Linked DNA regions of Homo sapiens: region 1 is linked to region 2. Evidence: chromatin contacts called from ENCODE Hi-C or POLR2A ChIA-PET data. All regions are on one chromosome and are shown on one strand. Each heading gives the region's core, a stretch centred on a gene start or an enhancer-like site at or near the end of the contact. The rest is flanking DNA. Distances are from core to core; before and after follow the strand shown.

The links. A loop is a pair of places that touch in the nucleus more often than their neighbours do. ChIA-PET counts read pairs that join two places held with the same protein, here RNA polymerase II (POLR2A). Pooled maps may share reads with other maps.
Region 1: a loop to region 2 is called in a map with no recorded cell type, with 2.7 times the contacts of the local background. The contact joins the enhancer-like site here to the promoter of EXOSC6 in region 2. A Hi-C loop is called at or near these places in 5 of 37 single-sample maps with no recorded cell type and 8 of 50 pooled maps. POLR2A ChIA-PET finds 5 or more read pairs at or near these places in 1 of 52 experiments (MCF 10A).

The regions. Positions count from the first base shown.
Region 1 is chr16:70,658,941-70,663,371 of GRCh38, reverse strand. IL34 (interleukin 34) reads right to left here. Exons shown (of 6, transcript NM_001393494.1): 5 at 3,619-3,754; 6 at 2,690-3,375. The coding sequence ends at 3,185. MTSS2 (MTSS I-BAR domain containing 2) reads left to right here. Exons shown (of 15, transcript NM_138383.3): 15 at 1-2,168. Among named protein-coding and RNA genes, the nearest start is that of IL34, 15 kb to the right of the region's middle. Within about 2 kb of position 2,636, at least 2 of the 41 ENCODE cell types and tissues checked have a DNase peak (open chromatin) inside an H3K27ac peak, as active enhancers do.
Region 2 is chr16:70,249,134-70,253,195 of GRCh38, reverse strand. It overlaps EXOSC6 (exosome component 6), which reads left to right and starts at 1,256. Exons shown (of 1, transcript NM_058219.3): 1 at 1,256-4,062. The coding sequence starts at 1,296. The coding sequence ends at 2,114. AARS1 (alanyl-tRNA synthetase 1) reads left to right here. Exons shown (of 21, transcript NM_001605.3): 21 at 290-898. The coding sequence ends at 475. RefSeq lists enhancers at 1-215, 850-1,039, 1,080-1,129 and silencers at 1,510-1,599, 1,730-2,049.

The DNA of each region.
Region 1 (4,431 bases), core at 1,387-3,886, 410 kb before region 2:
GGGCCGCTGCCCATGACAGAGGGGCCAGGCTGGCCTCCCTTTCACCATCCCGGCCTCTCCCAGGGCTGGTCCTGCCTCAGCTCCTCCTGGAATGCTGGCCCCCCTCTCCCCTGCCTGAGCCCCCTCCTCCCCTCTTGCCTTCTCTCTGCCTCTCCCAGGCCCCTCTCCCTCCAGGAGGCGGGGCGGCTGTGGAGGGGCCAGGTGCACGCTGGGCTGGATGTCTGCTGGGGGCTGGGGGCCAGGGCGGCAGGTTGGAGTTGGGCGGCCAGGCCCCCCGTGTGGGAAGGGAGTTCCAGGGCCCACGCCAAGTCTCAGGGAGGAAACCAGGGGCTGCTTGGGGGGGGGGGTCTTGGGGGCCCTGTGGTGGCTCCCACCCCTCGCCTCCCCCACCCCGTGAGGCTGGCTGGAGGGGGCCAGAGCAGCTCTTTGGAAACTAGGGCAGCAGGGTTAGGAGGCCGGAGGCCCTGGGGTCACCGGCCAGCCACACAGGCACCGTTTTCAGATGTCCACTTCTCATTGGGTACATCAATCTTTTAACTTTGGGGGTCACAGTTTTAGCCACCTTTCGGGGGGTGACTGGAGCAGTAGGAGGTGTGGGGTCATTTTATGAATATAATAAAATGGAGCTGACTGTGGACGAGGACTAAGTGTGGGGGAGAGGGGACGATACAGGGTGTGTGTCTGGGAGTGCCTGGGGGACAGGGACCCCCCGGTGGTCCTATGGCAGGATGAGAAGGGAGGGACTTGGCTCCCCCAGAGCCCGGTGGAAGCTACTGTTCTCTCCAGTGTCTCGAGCGTAGCCAAAATAAGGTTGGGAGGCTCCCGGCCTGTCTGCTGTGGTCTGAGCTGGCTGCAAGCCCAGGTGGGGGAGCGAGTCTGGGAAGATTGGCTTTGACTCTCTGTTGCCGGAGGAGATGCCATCCCAGCACGGCCCCCACTGTAGTCCAGGCTCGTGGTGGCAGCGGGGGCAAGGGGAGGGGCAAGGCTGCCCCCACCCCACGCACCAAGTCACGCCAAGTCTCAGCAGGTAAAAGCACGTGAGCCTAGGGCGAGCGGAGGGAGTCCTGGTGGCCCCGCAGGTCAGGAGGGAAAGCAGGGCTCAGAGGGCATCGTGGCCCCAGGGCAGGGTCCTACCTGGGGGTCAGGAGCACCTTGGTCTTGATGATTGATTGATTGATTGATAGAATGGAGCTGGGTCTGAGCCTCCCAGGCTTGAGCTCCTGGGAGTTCTTGTGCGGTGAGCTGGGCAGCTCCTGGGTAGGTCCGGGCACCAAGCAGGCCCTGATGTGGACAGAGTCCCATCAGAGGGAGCTGATGAAGAATGGTCCCTGTAAGTAAGTCACTAGGTTCAACAACTGCCTGGCCGAGCACTCAGCCCGTGGAGCTCAGGCCAACACCAGAGCCCCGGTTTTAGGGGCCAGGAGAGCAGGTGACCAATTATTTGGGGAGTCTTGGGTAGAATTTCCGCCACACATTCTCCCCAGGGCTGCAGGGGTCTTCCGAGGCAGGGCGGTGGAGCAGGATTCAGGATGTGGTGGGAATAGAGTGAGGGGCAGTGGGTGGGCAGACCTGGGCGTCAGAGGTCCTGATGGGAAAGGAGGCAGGGGCTACCCAGAGAGGGGGGCTCGTGTGGCACAGCCCCCACCGACTCCGCCGTCCCCCTCCCCTGTGAGCCCCGGGGGCTGTACATACTCTACTCCATCCCCTTGTCCATCCCTGAGACCACCCCCGCCGCCCTTGCGTCGACTTAGCAACCACCTCATAGGCCCACCCACCTCGGGATCCGAGCCAACCATCCCACATCACAAACTTTGGTTTGGGGGACTTTACGTTCGTTTAATTTCTCATTTTGTACGGAGAAATATTCTTTTCAAAAGCGTCTTTTGACTGAAGTAACTTTCCTGGTGCTGTTGTTAACTCGTTCCTTTTTTTAATTTATTCCCCCACCCCAGGCAGCCCTCCTGGTTCCTACTCACCCTCCCCCCCTCCCCCACCCTCCGTCCCATCTGAACCATTTGTTTCTTTTCTTTCCGTCAGATTTTGGAAAAATTCTCCTCTCCTCCCCGCCCCCTCCACACCATCCTCCCCGATTTAAATATAGTCACTGCTACAAGTAACAGATGCACTGTGAAGATTCCAGTATTAATAAAGGTGTACTGTAATTAACACCCCTGCCTCTGCCTGGCTGCTTCCTACCCCATCCCCACACCTCACCTTTCCCACCCCAGATCCCAGCTGCAGGGGGACAGGCTGGGGGTTCCCAGAGGATCTCAGATCTCAATGTAGGTGCCAGGGCCAGACCTGGGTCTCTGAAATGTCCCATATGTGTCCCTGCTAGGGGCTGCCTGGGGGCAGCCAGATGGAGGGAGGGAGGGAGAGAGGGAGGGAGGGAGAGAGGGAGGGAGGGAGGGAGGATGGCAAGGGTCAAAGCCAAGGTATCAGCCCAACACCGCCTCCCCCAACCCAGGCTTGCAGAGGCCCCTGGGCTGGGCTGGGCTGGGCTGGGCTGGGCTGGGCTGGGCTGGGCTGGGCCGGAACTCCATCCCTGGCATCCCTCTCATTCCACATCCCTTGGGCAGGCTCCATCCACTCCAAATCCGCATCCTCAGCCCTGCCCCCCTCCACTTCCTGCACTTGGCCACCTCCCATCCCCGCCAGGTTCACCCCTGAAGATGCAAAGCAAAGCAAACCAAAGGAAGTGGGGTGTTTAATAGAAAAAAGAAACTGGAAGAGCATCCACTATGGCAAGATGTGGCACTTGGCACCGCCCTCTGCCCCCAGCTCCCCAGTCTGCCAGGCTGGGGGGTCATAGAATGGCCACGCCGTGCTGGCTGTCTCCCCTGCAACCCACAGCTGTGCCCTCACTGCTGCGGGCCACAGGAGGCTCAGTACCCCCTTTAGGCGGGGGGACAGTGAGGGCAGCACCAGGAGAAGCCAGGAGCTGTGTCCCCATCCACCTTCAGGTCCCCAGGTCCCCTCCGCTCCAGGTGAGGCCATGACAGCTATGGAAGGCAGGAAGCTGAGCCCTGCTGTGGCACAGAATCCCCCTCAAAGGAAAAACACCCTTCCCAGGGGTCCTCTCCCAAGGGGGGCTCCCACCACCACCCCTTGAAGTCTCAGACCCAGTTGAACTCCTGTGGGAGCTGGTCTGGCTGCCCCTATCCGCAGTCACCATCCAGGGTGCTCAGGGCAAGAGGCCCTCGCCCTGTGCCCTGACCGGCCTCACCGAGCCCGTGGAGTGAGGCGGGGAGCTGGGGGACCACGGGGGCGGAGGGTACAGCTGGGTGGCCGCATACTGCAATGAGGGCTCTGGGCTGCAAGACTGAGGACTTGGCACCTCACAGTCCTGCCAGTTTAGGACGGAGCTTTGTTTACCTGCAAGAGATAGGGGAAAAAAAAAAAGACTGCAGCAGTGTTCAAGACCACCCTCCCCACTAAGCCAAGCCGCATGTGCTTGTCCCCCACTCTACCCAGGGCCCATCCTGGCTTCCAGAAATGGCTTGTAGCCCCGGGGAGCAGAGGATATGCCCGGGAGGACGCCAGCTCTGCCAGCTGGCCTGGGTGGGCCCAGATGCCTGGCCTCCCACCCCCAGGCGCCATCCCCTGAGAGCTCCTTACAGCAGGAGCAGTACAGCAGCTCCATGACCCGGAAGCAGTTGTCCAGCAGGGCTTTGGGCCGCACCAGCTTCAGGTTTGGCCCTGGGGCATTCAAGAGGGACAACACGGATTCCACCTTGGGGCTGACCTCCACATCCTGGAAAGGAGGAAACAGTCAGGAGCGGTGGCGAGATGGGGCCGCACCCCAGGAGAGCCGTGAGGGCTGTCCAGTCACCTGGAGCTGCCCAAACCCCGGAAGAAGGACCAGACTTCCTGTGACCATGAGCCTGGATAGCTATTTCTCACCATCTTCTTCCTGTGGGCATGGGGAGGGTCCCAGATGCCACCACTCACCCATGTACAACTCAGAGGCTTCGCTTTTCCATCCTTGAAAAATGAGTAAAGGGCGTAGACCAGGACAGTGAGGAAAGTGGGGCAAACTGCACCCAGGCACGGCCACCCACCACTGCGTGAGGACCCCCTGACCTGGGGAAAACTGTCCCTCAAGAAGCAGACATCTCCATCAACTCCAAGGAACAAGAGAAGGTCCTCACAGAGACACTGAGGCTTAAGTCACATACACAGGGCAGGGTGTCCAGCTTCAAGCTGGGGTGCTTTCTCTCCACGATATGCAACAACAGGGTCATGTGGGGTGCACCGTGGCACCAAGGGAATCAAGTCCCTGAACAGGAGGTCAGGGCCACTGTAGAAAGCATCATGGGAAACGTGGGGGGTGATCTTCTGGAAGGGGGTGACAACAAGGCAACATGTCCTGGGCCAAATTGTCCCTCTCCTCCCCCAAAAAGCTGTCTTGGTCCTACCCCTTGGTACCCG
Region 2 (4,062 bases), core at 7-2,506:
CTGCATTCGAAACAGCCTTTCTGCCCACCGGTTGGTTACCTTTGCCAGTACCCCTTACCCAGGCCTTCTTATTGGTGAAGACATCTGGTTGATACCTGGCTTTGCCACTCTGTCCTGTCCTGGCAGTGGCCATGGCCGCCCCCTGTACCAGCCGTAAAGTCTGTCTCGGCCTCCAGCAGTATCACCCAGGGCAAGGAGTGGGTGATGGCTCCTCCATCCTTTCTTTCCCTGCATTCCTCCCTCAATCCCATCTTCTGTGCTGACTCCCCCTTCCCTTCCTGTCTTCTAGAATGCAGCCAATCGGGGCTTAAAAGCCAGCGAGTGGGTGCAGCAGGTGTCAGGCTTGATGGACGGTAAAGGTGGTGGCAAGGATGTGTCTGCACAGGCCACAGGCAAGAACGTTGGCTGCCTGCAGGAGGCGCTGCAGCTGGCCACTTCCTTCGCCCAGCTGCGCCTCGGGGATGTAAAGAACTGAGTGGGGAAGGAGGAGGCTCCCACTGGATCCATCCGTCCAGCCAAGAGCTCTTCATCTGCTACAAGAACATTTGAATCTTGGGACCTTTAAAGAGCCCCTCCTAACCCAGCAGTAACTGGAACACACTTGGGAGCAGTCCTATGTCTCAGTGCCCCTTAAATTTCTGCCCTGAGCCCTCCACGTCAGTGCCATCGGTCTAGAACCACTAACCCCGCATTGCTGTTGATCGTCACGCTCGCATCTATAGATAACGGCTCTCCAGACCTGAGCTTTCCGCGTCAGCAAGTAGGAATCGTTTTTGCTGCAGAGAATAAAAGGACCACGTGCAATACTTAATGCCGCATGATCTCTATCCCTCTTCCCAATAGGGGCTGGCTCTTTTGACAGCCTTTGGCGTCTGTAGAATAAATGCTGTGGCTCCTGCTGGCTGCTGTGGTGTTCACCTAGTCCAGCCCCAGAACCCAAAATTTTGGGAACAGCCCCTAGGGCTGCCTCAAACGTCTGTGGAGGTGGAGGCCAAATAGGTGGGGTGACTTGGAGCAAGGCGTTCATAATTCAGTAGATGAGGGGTGGAGGTAGTTGGAAGCAGAGAAGCCTTTCTTGGAGCTGCTCTCCCCCCTCCCTTCCAGCAAGATGGATGGATCCGGCTACCCTGCACAACTGGGACCGGGCCGTTCTCCCTCCGGGCCTCCAGGGGCGCTGTAGTGCCTCCCGCCGCTCTCTCGACAGCCCATGCGCAGCCGCGCGTCTTTAAACAACGGAAGAACCAGTGGATGCGGCAGGGCGTTGGGCGGAAGGGGTTCGCACGCCAAGAACCGCCATGCCTGGGGATCACCGCCGCATCCGCGGCCCTGAAGAATCGCAGCCGCCGCAGCTGTACGCGGCCGACGAGGAGGAGGCGCCCGGCACCCGCGACCCAACGCGGCTACGGCCCGTGTACGCGCGCGCCGGGCTGCTGAGCCAGGCCAAGGGCTCGGCCTACCTGGAGGCGGGAGGCACCAAGGTGCTGTGTGCCGTGTCGGGCCCGCGACAGGCCGAGGGCGGCGAGCGCGGCGGCGGCCCGGCCGGAGCAGGCGGCGAGGCCCCGGCCGCGCTGCGCGGTCGCCTGCTCTGCGACTTCCGCCGCGCACCCTTCGCGGGCCGCCGGCGCCGCGCTCCCCCGGGCGGCTGCGAGGAGCGTGAGCTGGCGCTGGCGCTGCAGGAGGCGCTGGAGCCGGCTGTGCGCCTGGGCCGCTACCCGCGCGCGCAGCTCGAGGTGTCGGCGCTGCTGCTGGAGGACGGTGGCTCGGCCCTGGCCGCCGCGCTCACCGCCGCCGCGCTCGCCCTGGCCGACGCGGGCGTGGAGATGTACGACCTGGTGGTGGGCTGCGGCCTCAGCCTCGCGCCGGGGCCCGCGCCCACCTGGCTCCTGGACCCCACGCGGCTCGAGGAAGAGCGCGCCGCCGCCGGCCTCACCGTGGCGCTCATGCCTGTGCTGAATCAGGTGGCCGGGCTGCTGGGCAGCGGCGAGGGCGGCCTGACAGAGAGCTGGGCGGAGGCCGTACGCCTGGGCCTCGAGGGCTGCCAGCGCCTCTACCCCGTGCTGCAGCAGAGCCTGGTGCGGGCCGCCCGCCGCAGGGGCGCCGCCGCCCAGCCCTGAACCAGAAGCCTGAGCAACTACGGACGCAAGCCGAGGACCGTGCTGCCGCCGTCCACGAAAAGACCCGCGCCATCGGCCTCCAGTTTGCGTCGAGAATTCCTGGAAGGGCCCTGATATGACTGTGGTTGGACTGACCTGACTGCCAGATGGTGGGACTTGGTCTGGAGCAGGGACTACTTGGAATGATAAAGGCAAAACTCAACAGCCCCTGGAGCTGCGCTTGTGGTGGAGCTGGACCCTGAAATTACCTGGACCTTTTTTTTAGAGACAGGGTTTCTTTCTGCAGTCTCAAACTCCTAGCCTTGATTGATCCTCCTGCCTTGGCCTCCCAAAGTGCTGGGACTACAGGTGCATGCAACCACACCTGGCTAATTTTCTTTTCTTCTTTCTTTCTTTTTTTTTTTTTTTTTTTTTTGATGGAGTCTTGTTCTGTTGCCCAGGCTGGAGTGCAATGGTGCAATCTTGGCTCACTGCAACCTCTGCCTCCTGGGTTCAATCCATTCTCCTGCCTCAGCCTCCCAAGTAGCTGGGATTACAGGCACATGCCTCCATACCGGGCTAATTTTTGTATTTTTAGTAGAGATGGGGTTTCGCCATGTGGGCCAGGCTGTTCTCGAATGCCTGACCTCAGGTGATCCACCCGCCTTGGCCTCCCAAAGTGCTGGAATTACAGGTGTGAGCCACTGTGCCCAGCTGAGTAAATTTCTTGATTGCACAGAATGTACGGTGATATTGGCGGACTTAAGGACATCGAATTGTTTATCAGGAATAAAGTATTATGTGTGTTTTCTGCGGCCCTGGATAATGCTGTAGCATTCAGGGTCGATTGAGTAAAAAAAATGTAGAGATGGTTTCCTGTTTGTTTTTGCTTCTAGTTTTCATTCATTTGCTATTTATTCTCTTCTGGCTTTGCTTGTGTATGCATATATATAAAACCATTATTATTATTATTATTATTTTTAGTTTCTAGTGGAAGGCTTTTATTTGGTTCTGTGAATAGTCATTTTGTTTCCTAAGAACTTCCAGCAAGTTGTATTCATTCCATTCATCTAGAATTCCTAGGCTGCCTTTGTCGGGCCTGCAGGTATTAATGGAGAATAGCAGCTTTTTATTTTTTTATATTTATTTTTTGAGACAGAGTCTCACTCTGTTGCCCAGGCTGGAGTGCAATGGCGCGATCTCAGCTCACTGCAACCTCCGCCTCAGAGGTTCAAGTGATTCTCCTGCCTCAGCCTCTGGAATAGCTGGGACTACAGGCACCTGCCACCACACCCAGCTAACTTTTTGTATTTTTAGAGAAGATGGGGTTTCATCATGTTGGCCAAGCTGGTCTCAAACTCCTGATCTCAGTGATCCATCTGCCTCAGCCTCCCAAAGTTATAAGATTTTTTTCCTCTGGTTTTTAGTAAATGTTTTTTTTGAGATTGCTTAGCACCAGAATGATTTGCAAATTTGAAAATAGGAACTCCACTAGGAATGCCGGATAGAAGAGTGCTTCACATTTGTAGAGGGAGACAAGAACTAAATATCACGACGTCTTTCTGAGCCTTTTGGTTTGCTAACGTGCCCCAAATTCTTATTCCAAACGGTATAAGATAATTATGTGTAAATGAATACCAGCTCTACTTAGTTTTATTTCATATTTGTGTATCTGAATATATTAAAATATCTTTTTTTTTTTTTTGATGCGGAGTCTTGCTCTGTTGTCCAGCCTGGAGTGCAGTGGCATGATCTCGGCTCACTGCAACCTCTGCCTCCCAGGTTCAAGCGATTCTCCTGCCTCAGCCTCCTAAGTAGCTGGTATTACAGGAGTGTGCCATTAGCCTGGCTAATTTTTGTATTTTTAGTAGAGATGGATTTTCATTGTGTTGGCCATGCTGGTCTTGAACTCCTGACCTCAAGTGATCCTCCTGCCTTGGCCTCCCAAAGTACTGTGATTACTATCATG